Regions from separate parts of the Homo sapiens genome. Here region 2 is linked to region 1. A link is a loop called in an ENCODE intact Hi-C map of the cell type or tissue named here. Cell type or tissue: psoas muscle. All regions are shown on one strand. Links, peaks and the distances in the headings refer to the core of each region. The heading gives the core; the rest is flanking DNA.

Region 1 (10,284 bases), core at 1,034-9,033:
CTCAAGAGCTCTGACAGATGTACGAGGAGATGAAGGTTGTTTTCAAAATGTCAACATTACTAGTTGATATTTTGGAAGTTTCGGAAGAAGTTAATTCCAACCCCCATGGAAGGACTTTGAGCAGTTCAAGACTTAAGCGGAAGAGGTAACTGCAGATGTGGTAGAAACAATAAGAGAACTAGAATTAGCAGTAGAGCCTGATGGTGTAACTGAATTGCTGCAATCTCATGATAAAACTTGAATGGATGAGGAGTTGCTTCCTAGGGATGAGCAAAGAAAGTGGTTTCTTGAGATAGAATCTACTCATGGTAAAGATGCTTTGATTATTTTTAAAATTACAACAAAGGGTTTAGAATATTATATAAACTTAGTTGATAAAGCAGTGGCAGTTTTTTTTTATTATTATACTTTAAGTTCTGCGGTACATTTGTACAATGTGCAGGTTTGTTACATAGGTATACATGTGCCATGTTGGTTTGCTGTCCCCATCAACTTGTCATTTACATTAGTTATTTCTCCTAATGCTATCCCTCCCCCAGCCCCCCATCCCCTGACAGGCCCCGGTGTGTGATGTTCCCCTCCCTGTGTCCATGTGTTCGCATTGTTCAACTCTCACTTATGAGTGAGAACATGCGGTGTTTGGTTTTCTGTCCTTGTGATAGTTTGCTGAGAATGATGGTTTCCAGCTTCATCTACATCCCTGCAAAGGATATGAACTCATCATTTTTTATGGCTGCATAGTATTCCATGGTGTATATGTGCCACATTTTCTTTATCTAGTCTATTATTGATGGATGTTTGGGTTGGTTCCAAGTCTTTGCTATTGTGAATAGTGCCTCAGTAAACATACGTGTGCATGTGTCTTTATAGCAGCATGATTTATAATCCTTTTGGTATATACCCAGTAATGGGATTGCTGGGTCAAATGGTATTTCTAGTTCTAGATCCTAAAGGAATCACCACTCTGTCTTCCACAATGGTTAAACTAATTTACACTCCTACCAACAGTGTAAAAGCATTCCTATTTCTCCACATCTTCTCCAGCATCTGTTGTTTCCTGACTTTTTAATGATTGCCATTCTCACTGGCATGAGATGGTATCTCATTGTGGTTTTGATTTGCATTTCTCTAATGACCAGTGATGATGAGCTTTTTTTCATGTGTTTGTTGGCTGCATAAATGTCTTGTTTTGAGAAGTGTCTGTTCTTATCCTTTGCCCACTTTTTGATGGGGTTTTTTTTTTTTTTATAAATTTGTTTAAGTTCTTTGTAGATTCTGGATATTAGCCCTTTGTCAGATGGATAGATTGCATAACTTTTCTCCCATTCTGTAGGTTGCCTGTTCACTCTGCAGTGGTAGTATTTGAGAGAATTGACTCCAATTTTGAAAGAAGTTCTGTGCGTTAAATGCTTTCAAACAGCATCATGTGCTACAGAGAACTCTTTCATGAAAGGAAGAGTAAATCAATGTGGCAGACTTCATTGTTGTGCCATTTTAAGAAACTGCCACAGCTAGTCCAATCTTTAGCAACCACCACCCTGATCAGTCAGCAGCCATCAACATCCAGACAAGACCTTCCACCAGCAAAAAGATGCAATTTGCTGAAGGTTCAAATGGTTAACATTTTTTAGTAATAATGTATTTTACATTAAGATATGTGCACTGTGTTTTAGACATAATGCTATTGCACACTTACTAGACTATAGTAGAGTATAAACATAGCTTTTACATGCATTAGGAAATAAAAAATGTGTGTGACTCACTTTATGGCAAGGGTCTACAACCGAACCTGCAATATCTCCGAAGTATGCCCATATCTGCCTTTCGTAAGAATTGTGTATACTAGAAAGTCTTAAGGGACAAGGAATCTGTAGAGAAGTAAAGTTCTGGTTAAGCTTTTGTGAGATTATTACTGTGTTTGTGTGCATTAATAGATACATTGAATTTTGTCCTTGTCACATATATTTCATCTGTCATTCATGTAAGGTGTATACTTCAGTGGATTTATTTGGAGACCCAGGCATATCTCTTGCCTATTTTGGTGCTTTGGACTATCTTGGTAGGTCTTGAGATGTCTAGCCATAGGTAAGGATATTGGCATGGGGATTTAAAAATTCAGTGGTTGGTAGGATTGGAGATGATCTTTAATATTATGTCTACTTCTGAGATTCCATGAATTTCATTATTTATAGACATTCACATTACCCAGGTTTTCTGTGCCTTTCCAAGTCCTCATGGAATTCCTCATGCTACTCTAATTTGAGTCATTGTGAAAGATGTTAGTGACTTTTGAGAATCAGATTTTTACATTGGGAAATATGAAGATGAAAAAAATTGGCCCAGATAATCTCTGTTGACACTTACTAAAAATTTAAAAACATTAATCAAGACAAAAAATGAGAAGTGAATGGTTCTTAACTCATTTCTTTAAACGCACTACTGTTTTTTATTTTGTTCAAGAAAAAAAGTTTCACAATTTTTTTTAAGCAATAGTATAATCAGAACCAGAGGTCTGCTGAGTAAAATCATGCAGTTCAGTCTCTTTCCTCTTGACACCTTACTGATACCAGGAAGTTTTGATTGTGTTATATGTAGGTTGGTGACTTAAGATCAGGCATCACTCTTAAAACTCATAGTAGGTTTGAGTGGAGTGTTTTCAATTAAGAGCTTATTGATACTATGTTATGGGAATATATAACGCCTGGGAAAGTTACTAAGTGCTGGGTAAGAATGCAAAAGACAAAATGCGAAAAAGCTATAATTTAAGAAATTTTAAATTTTTGCCCAAGGCTAGGCTTAACTTTAAGAAAGATCAAGTTTTCTCTCCTGAATTGTTCCCAGGGCCTGAGACTAAATTTATGATAATTAATGTGTTTTGTATATTGTCAGTCTTAAACTGTAACATCATTTGTAACATTGTTTCTGCAGGAAGATGCCTTGAGTTCTAACTTTCAGGCTTTTGGAAGTTAGTGATTTTATCTTGTAATATTAAACAACAGTCTGTAGAGATGTGCAAAATATTCCCTCTCTTCCTGCTTCTCTTCCTGTTGATGATGATGATGAAGTAATAATAGTGGGTAGCATTTTGTAGACAGTTCTTTTATATCCTTTAAATTTATTTATTTAATTCTTTACAAGTAAAACTGAGACTTTTTTCTTTTTCTTTTCTTTTTTTTTTTTTTTTGAGACAGAGTCTTACTCTGTCGCCTAGGCTGGAGTGCAGTGGCGCGATCTCTGCTCACTGCAAGCTCCCCATCCCAGGTTCACGCCATTCTCTTGTCTCAGCCTTCTGAGTAGCTGGGACTACAGGCACCCACCACCACACCTGGCTAATTTTTTGTGTTTTTTAGTAGAGACGGGGTTTGACCTTGTTAGCCAGGATGGTCTCCATCTCCTGACCTCGTGATCCGCCCGCCTCAGCCTCCAAAGTGCTGGGATTACAGGCGTGAGCCACCATGCCCAGCTGAGACTTTTTTTTAAAGTTATTTTTGCTCAAGGTAGAGCTAGGATTTGACTGTTCAGAACTCTAAAGCCCCATGCTTTTAACATTGTGTTGGTCTAAGGGCACATTTAATATGGGGAGTCATAGGCTGATAGTGTATATGCTTGTGTTCTTGCTGGTGAGAAGATATATAGATGGGAAAGCTGTTGTGGTATGAAGAAACAAAATAAATATAGAATAAGATTGTTCTTTAAGTTATTTGTTGGTTAACCTGTAGTTAACTCATTACTTCACCAAGAATAGTTTTGGGTATTATGGAAATCTTGAAGCACATGTATTTCAAAATGAGTTAGAGGCCTTAGGCATTTAAAAAATACCACCAGTGCTGACATAATATGAGAACATAGTGTAGGATCTTGAGGCTTTTTTTTACATATTTAATGAATCTTTTATAGATATTATCAATTTTTATCTTGTCTCATGTAGTGCAGATTAATATTATGAATATAGTTGGTTAGTAATTTCCATGCTAATTTATATCTATTTGAAGATATAACACTTGAAAAACACTTAAAAGTAATTGCTTTTTTCCAAAAGATTGTATATTTCCAGAAAAAATGTTTTCTGTTTTAGTAATAAATGTAAAAACGTTCAAACTCATGAACATTTACATGAATTCATTGGATATAGGGAGACTGTATTAAGGATATAAATTATTTAAAACATCTTCCTTAGAACTGGAACAATAAGGTTATGTTGTTCAAAATGTTAAAGTTTAAAGAAAGAAATTTCTTTGTTAAGGGAAGACAAAGCATATTTGGCACTATGTATGAACATGCCTGTTTTGCTCACTGTGGAGCTCCCAATGCCTAAAATCATGTCATTAGGTTTTTTTCACCATTAAAAAAAATCAGTTTAATATTGAATTATTTTTTTAAAAAAATTTGAAAAGGTCTACAGGCATCTTAAAAATTGTCTGTACACTTGCTATTAATGAAAAAATTAGAAGAATTTCGAGCAAGAAAATATTCACCTGAATCAACATATTTTAGTGTCCTTAATGTTGAGCAATTAGCTGATAAGCTAGTTTGAACCTGACTTTCAGGATAGAATACTTTTGAGGTTGTATTTGTTTTTTTGCTTTCAACAAGGCAAGTCTTGATGCTAGATCAATTAGCAAATCTTGAAGAATTAACTTAAATGGTGTGGTAATTCCTGTTATTAGAGATATTTCTTAGAACTCATGAAATTCCTCCCTCCCACATGATATCAGATGTGTTGAGTTGAGAAAGTTGCTGGGCAGCAGTCTTGTATATCAGAGTCCAGTTCAAAGTTGTTAGAATGAGAAGTGTTTTTAAAATGTTATGGGAATGCCCGAATTACAATTGAACTTTGAAATTAAAAAGAAAACACAAGACAGTATAAAAATAAAGACCTATGAGAGTGTTGTAGCAAGTTGGGCTTTTTGTAACCTACCGTTTAAAATACAGATCTTTGAAGGCAGGTTTTTACTAATTATTTTATTACTTTGCTCTTGCTAAAGACAGCAAGGCAAGTAATTATCCTCAGATCTGAAGATTAAAAGTCTTATGATTTTTAAATAAATATTAAGCAAGGAGAGTAATTTTTATAACTGTTAGCACATATGCTTTGTGTGCTAGCTTTTTCCTAATGTAAAATAAATCTGAATATGCCATACGATTGGTGACAAATAAAAAACTCTTTGTGCAATTAAGAGAAAATCTGTTTATTTAAGAGCTCTCAAAGGTTGTAAAAGATTATACTTGGCTGTATGTGAAGGATAAATGTTGTGAAATAATGCCCCTTAGTTCCCCTTTTATAATAAATCTCAGCTGTGTGTTCAGCACAAGGGCTCAGTGCCAAAAAGAACAGGTTCAACTTGTCCGTGAGGATTTGCACCACAGTAAAGTGCACAACTGCTTTTGTAGAGGTCATTGTGGAGGTCAGGGCATGTACAGTTGAATGAAAGCAACTTTAGAAACATGGTAGATCATAGAGTTACTTGAGATTCAAAAATCAATGTTAACTTAAAACATTAAAAAGATGGAAAATCATAAGAACCTTCAAATATATTTTTATCTTTATCTACATATGTTAATATGTTTTCATACAGATTAAAAATAATTTCTTTGGCATCTTGTGCTAGTATAGTTTTAAGGATCTTCAGGATATTTTATAATTGCCAAGATTTGGAAGCGTTGACTATTTTAATATTTGTTAAATTCTTTAGAGTGTTCACATAATGAAGGTAGGATATGATGGTGGTAGAACAAAGTGTGCAGGGATATGTGCATGGTGGGAGTAAAGGCAGGGGAGTGTGGATGAGTTTTAATAAAAATATGGGTGTAATCTGGAAAATGTCTCTACAAGTCATATTTATCTTGAGTTTGTGATCGAAAGATTCGAAATTTAACAACAACAACAACAACAACAAAGAAAATGCAGTCTTATACAGTATGATTCTTTTTCCTAAATATCTCAAAAATACTTTTATACATTTGTGATAAATAGAAATAAATGAGAAATAGAATGTGGAGAGGCTGTAAGATCCCAGGACTCCAGCCAGTGCATTGAGTTTCATATAAAGAATACCTGAAAAGATATAACTAAGTAGATGCATAGCTTACCTGGGGTTATATTTTATCTAGAGCTGTACTTCATGACTCTTTTCTCGTTTCTTTTTGGTGACTATTTTTTAAAAAATGGTGATCATAGCAAAATGACAGGCAACCATTGGTTTCAGTGTGGGGATTAATTAGTAATCTTTAGAATGTGCTTCAGCAAATGCAGCTGATTGGCAGTAGCATCTGTCTCAACAACTGACGGAATGTTAGTACTTTTATCAAGTAATTTTCAGAAGGGCTCCAAAGCTGTTTTACTAAACTCTCTCATATGAACTGCTTTCTTTGTCCTCTAGGGCATTGTTTTACTAAATATACCTATCCATGAATTAACTAATTAGTGAAAGGAGGGCTATAAAATTGTTATTTTTTTAATTTTAAAAAATGGACACAAATGTGATAGTCTGTGTATTCTTGTATTTGTGGGACCACCACTATGCTCACTGATCACACACCTATGTTCTCAGATGAAAAATTTATAAAGGATTGTGATTTTGCTGTATTGTTTTTGTAGTTCGTCTCATAAAACATGTCTCTTAATTATGAAGAGTGATTTGTTAAAGTACAATAAACTGTGATTTAAAGGATTGATTAGTATAGTCAGCTTTCTAGAAAGGCAATTTACTTCTGCATTGCCAGGAATTACTCTTCTTAGTTGAAATAGCCTTTTTACTAAACTGGTTCATATTTCAAAGGATATGCAGTTTAACATTCATTAACAGACAAGCCATCAATTTTATATTGTTTGAAGAAAATATTATTTTTGCTTGTTATAAAAACAAGACAACTTCTAAGTGAGTATCTAATGAGGTTGTAGCACATCTCAGTAAAGATGAAATTTGCCTTAATCTGAATGTGTTATGGAAAAATTGAGTGTAAATATTTTCTAAAAATGAATTGATATGCTTTAATGAACTAGAGTAGCTTTCATTTAAAAAGTACTTATATACTAATGTTTTTTTAAACAAATGAGCACATTATATTTAAAAATGTTTAATAAATATAATATATTTTAAATGAAAATTTAAATAGATACTGTTAAATGCTTGAAAATAGGGACAGTTGTGGTGGTATACTTTCTGCTATATCTTCACAGTGCCTAACATCTACCAAATGTTTAATAAATAAATTTTCATATTTTAGTTCTATAATAGAGAAGTGCTTTGTGGATTTTAGCAGGATAGGGTTTAAAATCTGAGTAGGTTACTTGGTCTTGGAGAGCTTCAGTTTCTTTTCCTGTAAAACAGGTAAAACATACTTACCTCAAATGTGTATGTAATGCCTAACACAGTGCTTGGCACATAGTAGATGTTCAGTAAATATTTCTGTATCATTTTAGTGCAATTGCACTGTTAGTAATCCATTCCATATCTGCCTGACTTTAATAAAAGACAATTTATGTGAAATTTCAGGTGAGAAGGGTATCAAGTCAGTGTCTTAAATATTCTGTTCTTTTCTGCATTTTAGAGTAGATTTAATTGCATGGTGGTTTTATGAGTGTGATAGCGGTGGTGGTGGTGTTTGTGTGTATGTGCATTTGGTTTGGGGAAGTTAGATTGGGATGGTTAGAGTATTCATAGTGTTTGTTGTTTCTTTTTAGGACAGAAGAAAGGTAAAATCAGTGACAGTCTGGCTTAGGTCTTCACTTATTTTCTACAATGGGAATGGCAAAACAACTACTCCTTCTGTTGTTAAATGACCTCAAATAGAACGAGGACATTTGTTATGTAGGTTTTTTTGGAGATAGGGTAGATGATTAGAGGGATCATTTTAAAACATTTCTTCATTCATGAAACAAATATTCCTGATACATACCAACTACTGTACTAGGCACAGAAGAGTCAAATCTAAATAAAATGTGGTCTCTTAAATTATTCAGTCTCTATAATGGCGTAAAGAAACTTCTATCTTTTCACGGAAAAATATTTCTGCTTTAGAAGACTACTAATCTTACATGGTATTTTTGTTTTGCTTATGTAATAGTAGTAGTATTTGTAGATAATTTTATATAAAGCCATTTCTATATTACATTAGGAAATTTGGACTTATGTATAAGTTGTCATTGTTGGATAAAGTTCACTTATAGTGCCAAGTTAGGAATTCTTGGAAATTATTTTTGAAATTAGTAAAAGAAAGTGAGCTAAAATGCTCTATGCCTGAAAGTTTTTACAGAAAATTTCTTGCGAATACTGTTTTTCTTAAAATTAATGCAGACTCTTTTAAAGGAGGCAGGTTTTGTCTAATCAGATAGTCTCCTTGATGTTTTTCTTTTCTGATCTTTTTATAGAAACAGATATGGTTTGCTGGACACTATGTCCTCTTGGCAACAAATGGTAGTTTGGTAATAAGACAAGCATCAGAGAAATAATGTAAAAATAATACTTTTCAACATTGTATCACATTTATCAGTGCCCAAGGAAAAAATAAAACCTATAACAACAAAAACAAACAAAATAAACAAAATATTTTTCTTGTATTTTGCTTTTCCTTTAAGCTACTGGCATATTTCCCTATTTTCATTTGTCTTATAAGTTAATGAAAATAATGTTTGCCTAGTGTTTCTTCTTCCTTCCATTCCCTCTTTGTATTCTGGCTTCTGTTTTCACCACTGTACTGAAGCTCCTCTGGGTATTGAAATTCCGTTCACTGGGAACGCTCTTTCTTCCCCTCCATTTCAGGGCTGTTTCAGCCTTCAGAGGTTCTCCCAAATTTCATTTCTTCCATGAACTCTGCTGAATGAAAATTCAAATGCTTGTCATATTCAGTAGAATCATATCGTACATGCATTTAATTTGCTTGAATTCAACTAAAGTTGAAAACAACAAAAGTAGCAAAAATGCCTCTCTTCTCCAAGGTAAAGAAAAATTTTGAAACAGCATAGATGCCAAATGTAAGCCACCTACTTAGGTGATCTGTTCCAATGCTAGAGGAGAAACTAGCTGAGTTAGATTTACATAAAGAGATTAAAATATGCACAGAACAATGTACAGTATACTTTATAGGCAATTTGAGGGATTTTTGAGGGGTTATTTTGACCTTTTTTTTTTTTTTTTTTTGCCTTAATCTAACTTTAGAACGGAATCCTTGTGCATGTCACAGTATAGCTGTGTTGAACTAAGTCAGTCATATAATTTAGGACCCTTCTAGGTAACACTTTGATCTTTCTCAAATGTTTCACATGTGGAACTAACTGAGGGAAAATGACTAGCTTAGTTCCTTTCCTATTTTTATTTTTGCATTTTTCAGGGAGGGAAAAATTTGTACGAATGAAATTATAGTCAAAACAGTTTAAAGCAGAGGGAGACAATGCTGTTCCTTTTATGTTTTGTGTTCTCCTGTAGTTTTGAGACTCATGCCTTTCTCAAAAGTAATTGCATGTGACCACAAATATATCACTGTAGTTAGTGTCTATATGAGCCTTATTAGTTCTAAGCCAATACAAGGAATTTATAGGAATGCTTATTAAATATCCAGAGTTTAGTTGTAATTATATATTATTTGAGGATCTTTAATGATACTAACCTTTTACTAGTGATCTTTTAATGGAAGATACTATTTCCTAATTTTTTTCCAACCTTTTCAAAATTGGTTACTTTTCATTTTTGAAGTTCTTAAGGAAAAATTTATATTGATATAATAAGAATTCTAAAATTAGAGTTGAAATATTATTAAAGGACATTTTTCTGTGTGGAACACTAATTAGAGTATGTGTTTAAGGAGGAGATTACAAATGAATTTGGCTAACAAATCTTTAAGGAATTTCACTGTAGTAAACAGATTTTGATGAGTTTCCAGGGCTAATTTGCTAGAAACATTTTCAGAGACTTGGCTTGCCAAGTGAAGATGTATTTAGAGCCATTTTATTTCTAATGTTGAGCAAGAAACTTAAGCCCTTAGCTAGATAGTTATAGAAATTTGTCTTTGATGTTTTCAAGCATATCATGTGTATTTGAGTAGAACTGAACGTTGCTGAAGAGCTAGAAAAATATGGTGCTGTGTCTGCAGGATGAAACCTCTTTTTTTATTTTGAAGAAGCCAGTTTTAGAAGAAAATTTTTGTGAAAATTGGTAATCTAACTATTAGGCATCACATTTTAAAAGACAAAGAGTGCTCTTAAAGGCTGATTTGTGCAAGTATGTCACCATTAGAATGCTTAAAAGAGCCTACCATATATGTATCTTTTTTACCGTTATATTCTGC
Region 2 (10,284 bases), core at 1,195-9,194, 110 kb after region 1:
TTGGACTTCATGAAGCCATATGTTTTTTGTTTTTTGTTTTTTTTAAGATGGAGTCTCGCTCTGTCGCCCAGGCTGGAGTGCAGTGGCGTGATCTTGGCTCGCTGCGACCTCCACCTCCCGGGTTCAAGCGATTCTCCTGCCTCAGCCTCCTGAGTAGCTGGGATTACAGGTGCGTGCCACCACGCCCGGCTAATTTTTGTATTTTTAGTAGATTCGGGTTTTCACCATGTTGGTCAGGCTGGTCTGGAACTCCTGACCTCGTGATCTGCCCACCTCGCCCTCCCAAAGTGCTGGGATTACAGGCATGAGCCACCACACCCAGCCGGCCATGTATTTTTATAACCAAGCTGCCCTCAGAATTATGAATAGTATTTCTGACATGTAGTGTCTTTTCTCATTTATCTTAGAATATATGGTTACCACTCTATAAACAGTTTGTCTATTATTCTGGTACTGTGCTTAGTTTAAGACACCTAACCATTAACTAGTTTTCAGAATGGTTTTGCTTTTTAGTGATAGTTGTGTGAGCGCACTGTTGCTCTGGTTGTTTTTAAATCTCACTGAGGTAGGCTTCAGGTTGTTAATGTAAATCTTTATAGCTTTGGCTGAACTTCCTACAAGAGCTGTGGGTCTTGATAGCTGAGATCAGCTGGCTGATCTCTCTTAATGGCAGTTAGATTTGAATTTTGTGGGCTAGGACACAGATCTGTTTGGAAATGGTCTGTTTAATGCATGATGGCTTTAAATGAAGACTAAAAAAACGGGCCACCTTGTAAAAAGAAAGTCTTAGTCTCTAGAGTTCACTACCTTTCTTAGTTTGAACCAATCCAAGTTTTTAACTCTCCATAGGGCCCGGTAATTTGAGGTGGAGGAAACTAATATGAACTTTACATTTCATTTCAATATTAATTCCAAGCCAGTGTGCTTTAAGGATTGTCACAAACATATTATGACTGGACAGGAAGAGTGCTTGCCTCTTGGTCTTGAGTGACAAGCCCTGCCCTCTGCCCCTAGCTGAGAACTCAAAGCATTGTTAAGTAGCACTAAAACGAGCTGAGTCCAAGACTTCAGCCAGATGGTCAATATAGTGCTTTTAAAGGAAGGGAAATAGGAAAAGAGTAATCTCAGAAGCACTCCTATGTTAAAGAACTAAGAAACTGAAGTCTTTCTGAAGCTAAGTGTAAATTATTCCACTTTCTTTGGGAGCAAAAGCTGCAAAATATAACACAAGAAAATGACAGTGTAGGAAACCAAAGTTCAGGAACAAACCTTCAAGTGTGGTTTTCTAATGCTTAATCGTATCTTACGCCCTTCTCAGGATCCATTGCTCCTTTTCCCTCCCTCTTCTCCAAGGTCTGTTTGAAAGGGATTTTGATGGGATAGGAAGGCAGCTTTAGACAGAGCATAAATTAGGGCATAAGATGTCCTTTGTACAAGAATTATCTTAGACATGCTTTCAAAAACATACTTTTTTTGACCTTATTAAGAAAATAATCAAAGGTATGATTTTTTAAGTCTTTGAGTTTAGTCTGCTTTCAGTAAAAATAAGGTATAGGTACCAAAATAAGCAAACCTCGTTTTTACTTTCCTGGTTTCTGCTTATACGATTTACACATATTTAAAATAAACCCATGAAAAACAGGAATAGTGTCATGGGATTGGCTAAATAGTCAGAGCAATTACCTCCAGGCTCCCAAACCCAACTGAGCTTGACTTTTGGAAGTAAATTTGGCTAAGACTTCTTCCTCATTCTGTTTTATAAAGGTATACATGAAATGATACTGACTTCTGCCAGAAACCCCAGGAATCCTGTTCAGTGATGTACTTGTAATGGTCATGAAAGAATAAAAACACAGATGTGGATTAAGGTAGAAAAGTACAGAAAACACTAAATTTTCATTGTGCTGTTTCAATGTGGCAGATTCTTTAAAATACTTCGACATGCTACAATAATTAAAGGTTTTAAGAACATTAAGATACTTAAAAAATAAAAGCCCACAATTGAATAACAAAAATGAACTTTGTTTTATTTTTTATTGGCATTAATGTAGGTTGCCGTGGTGAAAATAGTTTGAAATACTTCACAGTAACAGTTTTGTGCAGCCCTAGAGATCAAAAACAGCAAAGTAAATAAGCAGGACTCTCAACGACTCATACTCACAGACATGTTTAATGTAAATGATTGCTAGAAGGGAAGGGCATTTTCTTCAGTGCTATGCAAAGAAATTTTAATTGACTTGGTTTTGGCAGTGAGAATTGTACAACTTAGCATTAATAAGTCAAATTTAAAAATTTGCTCATTACTCTGGATTATGACTATGTTCAAGAAATACTATTTTCAAGCACTAATCATTTAGATAAAACTTTTTTTACACATTTATGGCATCAAGGAGTATGACTGTTTATAACATTTTACCTATAAAGCTGAACTGTTTTATATACTCTTTATGGAAACATGGCCATAAATTAAAAGATGCAACTGTTTTGAATATTTTACTGGTGGTCCTCTGTTTTCCTGCCAGCAGTGCAGCTGTTTCAGGTTTCTCAGGATAACATATAAAAAGCTGTATGCACACTGCAAGTTTATGCTCAAATTGCCAAGCCAGATATGGTATGACTCAACTTTCCCAGAAGCAAGCTGTACCAAAATGTGATGAATCAAAACAGTTAGTTGCACAGTGGTTTGTATTACAGCTATGAAAACCAATTCTCATTTATGATGTTTGGCTTTTCAAGGTTGACAAACATTCTACTGTGGTGCTTGAATTTTACCATAAGTGAACATCTATTGAAGCTAAGACTATGCTTTTCTTTTGAGGATCTGAGGAAAGGAAAGGGTGATACATTATCATCTGGTGTGCGGATAAAAATTAGCTGGAAACTTGTATCAGGAATGGAACATTTCATTTCCAAGTTACCTATAAAAATATTACTCACTTATTATTTGTATGATAGTTATTGAATTCCCTGTGAAGCCAGGTTAATTTTTAGACCTTTCTGAGGTAACTTAACATTTACTTCATTTCTCATGCATCAGAATCTTAACAGTTGATACTTTATTGTGTCTTGGAAAGTAATAAGCAGATAACTTTATGGCCATGGGGTAGGTGTGGTGAATCCCTATTTCAATCCTATGCGACCTAAGGTTCTATCAAGAGTTTAACAACGACTATTTTTCTTTTTTTTTTTTAAACAGGGTCTCACTCTGTTGCCCAGGCTGGAGTGCAGTGGTGCGATCTCCGCTCACTGCAACCTCTGCCTCATGGACTGAAGTGATTCTCTTGCCTCCCAAGTAGCTGGATTACAGGCACCTGCCACTGTGCCTGGCTACTTTTTCTATTTTTAGTAGAGACGGGGTTTCACCATGTTGGCCAGGCTGGTCTGAAACTCCTGTCCTCAGGTGATCCACCTGCCTCGGCTTCCCAGAGTGCTGGGCTCACAGGTGTGCGCCACCACACCCAGACAACAATGACTAATTAATAATAGTAGTCTCTAAAGTGGGATGTGTCCCATGAGGATATGTAAGATACAGTATATGGAGAAAATATTAAAACATTCATTCATTAATTTATTTAGAGATGGAGTCTCGCTGTGTCACCCAGGCTGGAGTGCAGTGGCGAAATCTCGGCTCACTGCAACCTCCACCTCCTGGGTTCAAGTGATTCTCCTGCCTCATCCTCCTGGGTAGCTGGGATTACAGGCATGTGCCACCACGCCCAGCCAAGTTTTTGTATTTTTAGTAGAGATGGGGTTTTGCCATATTGGCCAGGCTGGTCTTGAACTTCTGACTTCAGATGATCCGCCCACCTTGGCCTTCCAAAGTGCTGGGTTACAGGTGTGAGCCACTGTACCCAGCCAGAACTTTTATTTAAATATTTTTATTTCATCCTTTTTCTATTTATATTTTTATATTACACTGACTATATTAGTATCTTATGTATATAATTATATATAGTAACATATAGTACATTAGTATTCTACATAAAACATATCTGAGATATGTTTTATGGCTATAAAATACTATCAAAAATGTTTTTGTTTTTGTTCAATAAATATTCTCTTCTTCCTTCCGCTTTCCCCTTTCGCCCTTGGCAGAGAAGCAAATAATTGAGTTAAAACCTTGATTTGTGGCAATGTGAATAAATTATAGCTAATTCCAGGAACTTAGCTGCATCCTACCTTGACCCATTTTTTCTACTGGACTCTTATATTGCTCTATATGTTTTAGCTACACAGGTTTATTAAACATGGATACAGATGAAAAACAGACTTGTTATGTTAGAAGTTATAAGTTGCTCATGCATTAAGATTTTGACACACAGGAAGTTTGAATGAATGAGTGAAAAAGGTTCCAAGTTATTAAAATGTTCTGGTACCTGATTTATTCATTTGCCATACCAGTAATTCTAAGGTGGGTGAAGCTCCTTTACTTCCTGAAGAAACAAGTTAGTTTCTTAAACTAAGCATTAAAAGAAAGCTGGAATTATTTGTTTCCAGAAGTGTTAGTAGTCATGCTAAGTTGCCCTTCTTTGGCTAGATTGTCCAATGTTTTTTAGGCCTGTTTTGTCTATTTTTGTCAAGATATAAATGTTTAATTGCTTTAAAAAAACTGTGTGGTTGCAGAAAAAAATTGTACTGTTATATTGTTGAGATCAATGAGACTTTTCTGTATTTACTTTTTCAGACATTATTTTGAACTCAGGCTCAGTCTCAGAGATTTCTTCAACATGTAATTTTCTAATGTTTCCTTTCCTGCAAGGAATGAGACAATATATTCTTGGAATATTAAAGTACTTTTGAAGTAACTCATACGTTTTCTCCCCTCTTCCATTTGTTTAGCTATTGAGGGTTTGCTTTAAAACAAATTTATGTAGAAATATCAGTACTATAATAGTATTGTGATACTGTGTATTTCTTAAGCATATGCCAGGAAGGAGAGCATTAGTTAGGTGTCCAAAAAACAGCCAACAAAACAAATCAGCTCTGAAAATCGTGAAGCAGTGAATATTTTAGAATTATTTTTGAAACCTCTTTCAGAACTGTTTTTAGACCCCGTGGTAATTTGCTATGTAATTTAATACTAGTTTAGGCACTCCATGTACAGTTGGTATGTTTCCTTTTGAAAGATAATAATCTATTTATAATAAAAGTCTGAATATTTCAATCTCGGAATTCCTCTTTAAAACTTGAATCAGTTTTACTATTGCTTTTTAAAATGTTACCTATTTATATTTGCTTTGTATATCAATGCTACACTTCTTGTTTTGTTTTAGGTATTTAAACCATGTCAGAGCTGCCTCACCACAGGACCTTGCTGGAGGCTATACTTCTTCTCTTGCTTGTCACAGAGCACTACAGGATGCATTCAGTGGGCTTTTCTGGCAGCCCAGTTAACCATTTATAAGATTTGGACCTTGGAGCTGAACCAGGGAGCTAGCAAAAGTAAAGCAGACTTATAAAATTATAGCTATGTGCAGCTGCACAACACAGTCCTTCCACTAGCAGCTGTGTTAAAGTATTTATAAGGAGAAAATTTCAGAACTAAGTTGAGTAATATAGGGGATATATATTTGTGAAAAATAATTTTTACTTATATTTTTCAGAGGATTTGACACGATAAGCCTCATCTGATGGAAGAGAGGAATAAATAATTCACCTATATGTGTTTGAGGTTGTGACAGACTTATAAAATCTTTTTAAAAAATAAAGCTATAATTTATATTAAGTTCTGTGGTTTTTCTCTTATTACAGTGTTTTACTTGAACACATTTTAAATACCATTTTGATTACAACATTTACTGTTAATATCCAAGTCTATTATTTCTTCTCATAAAATGTTCCCCTTTTTCCTAATGTCTTGTTAATACTAGTCCAGACAAGTGGATATATTTCCTTTGACCAAGTTATGGCAAGAAAAACCTGACCCATGATAATGTCATTCCCTCAATACTAAGGACTCAATGCCTGTTTTAAGCAGTGGAAAATGAGGCAAACCTTGATCAAGGTGTTATAGTTCCCAGCTGTGAGCCACACTCAGGATAAAACAAAACCCAGCATTAACCTGCTTTAGTGACACATTCAAAGAAGTTAATAAAATTTAATACTTAAATGATACCTTTCACCTCCAATGTAAGCTCATTTTATGATGAATCCTTTGGAGACTGGAGAAGGTACATTTTAAGTACAGTTCCCTATGTATAAATTGTATACTGATACAGTTTTTTTGTTGAAACTTCAAAGGCTTTTATTACCAGGGTTTTGCTTAAAGAGTTTAGATATGAATAGGATGATATTGCAGCATCTCAACCTTGTATGAGTCTGTTACATAGAGCATTGGATATGGGATATAGTTTCTTAAGGAAATTAAGGGATTTCCTATCAAATCTCTATTACAACAGATGTTAGTTTTATGGGTAGAAACTTAGGTGAAACAAGACTTGTGGTTACATTAGGATGGACTATCCATCTGTAACAACTCCATCTTATTTTACTAAGCAGTTATTAATTAATTTTAGCAATACATCTTCATCTTTATTGTACTTCTATCTTTGTTAAATGAGAAAACCAAGGCATCAAATAATTGAGTAGACAAAGATCATATTCACAAGTTAGTAAAAAGCCAGAATTAGAATGCAGGTTTTTTTTTTCAAAGTCCAGTTCCATCTACATTCTACCAGACTGCATATCCTATTCCTGTATCTATTAGGTATTCCCGAACTGAGGATTAGTGTTTTTAAGTACAGTCTATAAATCTGTTCAAAGAATAGTTAGAACATTGAATGTAGAGTTAAGGCTTTGCAGCAGCCAATTGCAAAAATAAGGAATCCAGTCTTTTGAAAAGAAACACTACTGCTTGTTCTCATACCTTTTATAAATGTATTTTAAAAAGAATGAACTAATTAATAAAACATATCAAAGGCTTTTAAGGCTTGTTTTGAGCCTGCCTTATTGTGGAAATTGCATGCACCTGGTTTGGCAAATAAATTCCAAAACCTTTATACATTTGTAAATATTTTGTAGTTGCTATTGCTGTACTTTGTTCAATAGGCCAAATTTAGAAGTTAACTGACCTTATTTGATCAAAGGGAATGGTGAAAAATAACTTAGTGACAATTCACTGAGGTTTAGTGAATTCACTGAATTTACCAAACAACAGAAATATTCTAAATTGATGTGCTTATCCCCTACCATCCAAGTGATTTACTCTTAGAGACAAAGGCTGTACATATCTTTCATCTACATGAGTTAAGTCTTCAAGTATTTTATGAGTACAGAAGTAATAATTAACAACTACTGTATTACCTGTGTCCCAGGCACTGCTTCATGCTTTGTGTATTACGTAATCCTCAAAACAGTTCTACTAGTATTTTCCCCATTTTAACAGATGAGGAAGCTGAGACAGTGGTTAGGTAAGTTGCCAACAGTCATATAACTTAAAAATAGCAGAGCTGGGATTTGAACTCAGGCAGCCAGACTCCAGAAGCCATGCTCTAGAGATGACTGTCAAACAACTGCTGTGCTAAAACTAGTCCTGGTAGTCGAACTTCATAAGACTTCCAGGAGGTTCTACAGATCAAGTATCTAGATCTTTTATGAGATATAAATGACATCAACTAAATGATCTTGTTGATGTCCTAAGAGAAGTTCTGAGAAATTCATGATGTAGAAAATGATTTTACTAATAACTATACTCCCTCTTAAGCAGATATTAATGGTACAGAATACATTTACATCATAGTTAGTATACATGATTACTTAGTATTCCTTAATTTGATTCAATGAATATTTCAACTATGCTTCTCTTAGAAGTTGTCTTTAGGCTCTCAACAGGTTGTCAGATAATTATTTTAAAATCCAATTAAGGTGGTAGAAAACCTGTCAAAAAGTTAACAAAATTAAAAATTGTATCTAATGAGCTTTCCAGCTTTCTAGCTGTCATTTTCTAGTAGATTCATCAGGAATTCATTTACTAGGTATCACATCTGAAAGTTTAGGGTGGACCTAGATTTAAATAATGAATAATCACTTATCCACTCTGAAAGGGGGAAGTTAAAACGTTAATAGATACATCTAGTTCTGTTTTCTTTACAATTACATATTGCATATTTTGTCCAGAGTAACTAAATGGAGACAAGAGTCTTACCACTTTACATGTATAAATAAGAACATCATTTGTACACATACTTTATAACCTAGGACATCAGTGTACAATACTTGGGCTGTTTCAAAACAATTTGAATTAAGTAAGAATGAGTGTTCCAGTTCATTACATCCCTATACTGCTTATCATTTATTGCCTTCATTTGTTTACATGACCTGCCAGACTTCTGAAGGCATTTGAATTTGTAATTAATGATCTAGATTAGGGTTCTTAAACATTTTCTGTAGGGCCAGATAGTAAATATTTTAGGCTTTGCAGGGTAACAAGCAAAATCGTGGATATTATGTAGGTACTTACAGAACAAGCTAAAACAAATTGCCACACTTTTTTTTTTCTTTCAAACTGTATCCAGCTTTATTAAAGATACTTTCCATAAACAATCATGGTATTTCAGGCAGGACATGGGCAGACAGTCATTAACAGTATACAACTTTCAAACTCTCTTCTTCAATGGACTACCAAAAATCAGCCGCTATAAAACCCAATGAAGTCCTCATCTGATGCTCTGAACAGGGAAAGTTTAGAGGGTTAACATTTCACATTTAGCATGTTGTTTAACAACTTTTCACAAGCCAACCCTGACTTTCAGGAAGTGAAATGAAAATGGCAGAATTTATCCGAAGATCCATAATCTAGAAATGGAACCACTGCTCTTTTGACAGGTGCCATCTCAGTGGCATCACTGGAAAGTCCAGATTGCCAGACACACTGGTAACCAATGACCGGGGGTCAGGTCCCAACAGATGTCTGGGCTTAAGGGGATTAAGTCTATGCTGAAAGATGGAAAGGGAAAAGAAGACATAAAAACGAATTTGTTTTTCCATACCACAAGGCTTTTGTGCCAAGGTGGCCATGTGTGTCAAAGTCAGGAAATCCCTCCTCCTGGGAGCCAAGAGGAAGTCTCTCAAAACTAGAAGGGAAAGATGTTTTCCCCGTATCAATCCAGCTTCAGAGATATTCTATTAGTGACACATACCCCTTCCCCCAAAAACAACAATGAAGTGTTCTGTGTGCTAACAACATAGCTTAAAAAAAGTAAAACAAAATTCTGCATTTTTATAAAACTTGATAAAGAATATTTCAAACTGTACAGTCACCAGAAGTACAGTTATAAAAAATGCACACACTTCACTTGGGATCTCCAGCACCTTCCCGCTCCTTGCCAGCATCAGCTTTTCTCTTTTTCCCTTTGGGTACCTTCTCTCCCTTCTTTGCAGGGGCCTTTTTAGGCTTGGGCTCTGGCTTTGGAGGAGCAGGTTTAGCAGACAACCTCGCAGATCTTCTCTGTGATTCATCCTTCACCTTGGCTTTATCTCCTTTAGCATCCCCTTCAGTCTTTCTCTTGGGCATGGCGGCGGCGGCGGCGGCGGGATGTGGGCACCGGGTGTGGGACGCAGCAGCGCGCGGGCTTTGGTCGGTCCAGGGGTCGTTCTTGCCTCTTCTCCTTCACACTGCTCCCACGCTTTTTTAATTGACAAAATTCAAAATATAGCCCAATTTTTTGTAATGCCTTTTTTGGTGAGAATAACATTGCCTCTAATCAGGGTTCTAAGTAAGTGTTCCCTGTGATCAAAATCAGTTGTAAATGATTGCCTATTAATGGTTATCATTAACCATCATTAACCATTAATACTAATGGTAATAAGATTTTACACATTTCATCTTTAAAAATGTCTTCTCATACAGATAGGTATTGCCAAATACTGCTATCAATCCAGGAGCATATGAAATTAACTGAGCATATTCATCACTTGGAAAGCATTTGTAAAATTCTTTTACATTTCTTCCCTTGAAATTTGCCTTTTAGCATGTCATTATTTTAATCACTTCTTACTGAAAATTAGGTTGAATCACCTCAATTGCAGTTAAATAGATTTTGAAACAGGGAAATTTCCTTTGCACTTGCACCTAGGTCCCTAAAAATGCTGAACTCAGAAAATATACTCACTAAAATTTGTGGGAATGGAAATCTTGTTTCTTTCTCTTTGATAGTATGACAAATGTGTAAGGATATTGTCATCAAATATTGTGATTCAAATATCGATTGTCAAAATGACTGTACCATATCAAAGTTGTTTTGCCTTGTGTTTTAGGCCATTCTTGCATTGCTATAAAGAAATACT

The links. A loop is a pair of places that touch in the nucleus more often than their neighbours do. Peaks named below come from ENCODE experiments on the same cell type or tissue, not always from the same donor. Only the 100,000 strongest peaks of a DNase experiment are listed, where the experiment ranks them.
Region 2: it touches region 1 in a loop (2.9-fold over the local background); 4 of 110 quality-filtered maps call a loop at or near these places.

Annotation. Positions count from the first base shown.
Region 1 is chr14:60,857,187-60,867,470 of GRCh38, forward strand. All of the region lies in intron 6 of MNAT1 (MNAT1 component of CDK activating kinase), which reads left to right. Among named protein-coding and RNA genes, the nearest start is that of TRMT5, 120 kb to the right of the region's middle. In psoas muscle, for the core only: no CTCF peak of the experiment used is centred there; no DNase peak of the experiment used is centred there; H3K4me3 peaks cover 2,707 bases; H3K27ac peaks cover 4,882 bases.
Region 2 is chr14:60,962,956-60,973,239 of GRCh38, forward strand. It overlaps MNAT1 (MNAT1 component of CDK activating kinase), which reads left to right. Exons shown (of 8, transcript NM_002431.4): 8 at 5,274-7,010. The coding sequence ends at 5,394. TRMT5 (tRNA methyltransferase 5) reads right to left here. Exons shown (of 5, transcript NM_020810.3): 5 at 8,486-10,284. Among named protein-coding and RNA genes, the nearest start is that of TRMT5, 13 kb to the right of the region's middle. In psoas muscle, for the core only: no CTCF peak of the experiment used is centred there; no DNase peak of the experiment used is centred there; H3K27ac peaks cover 5,653 bases.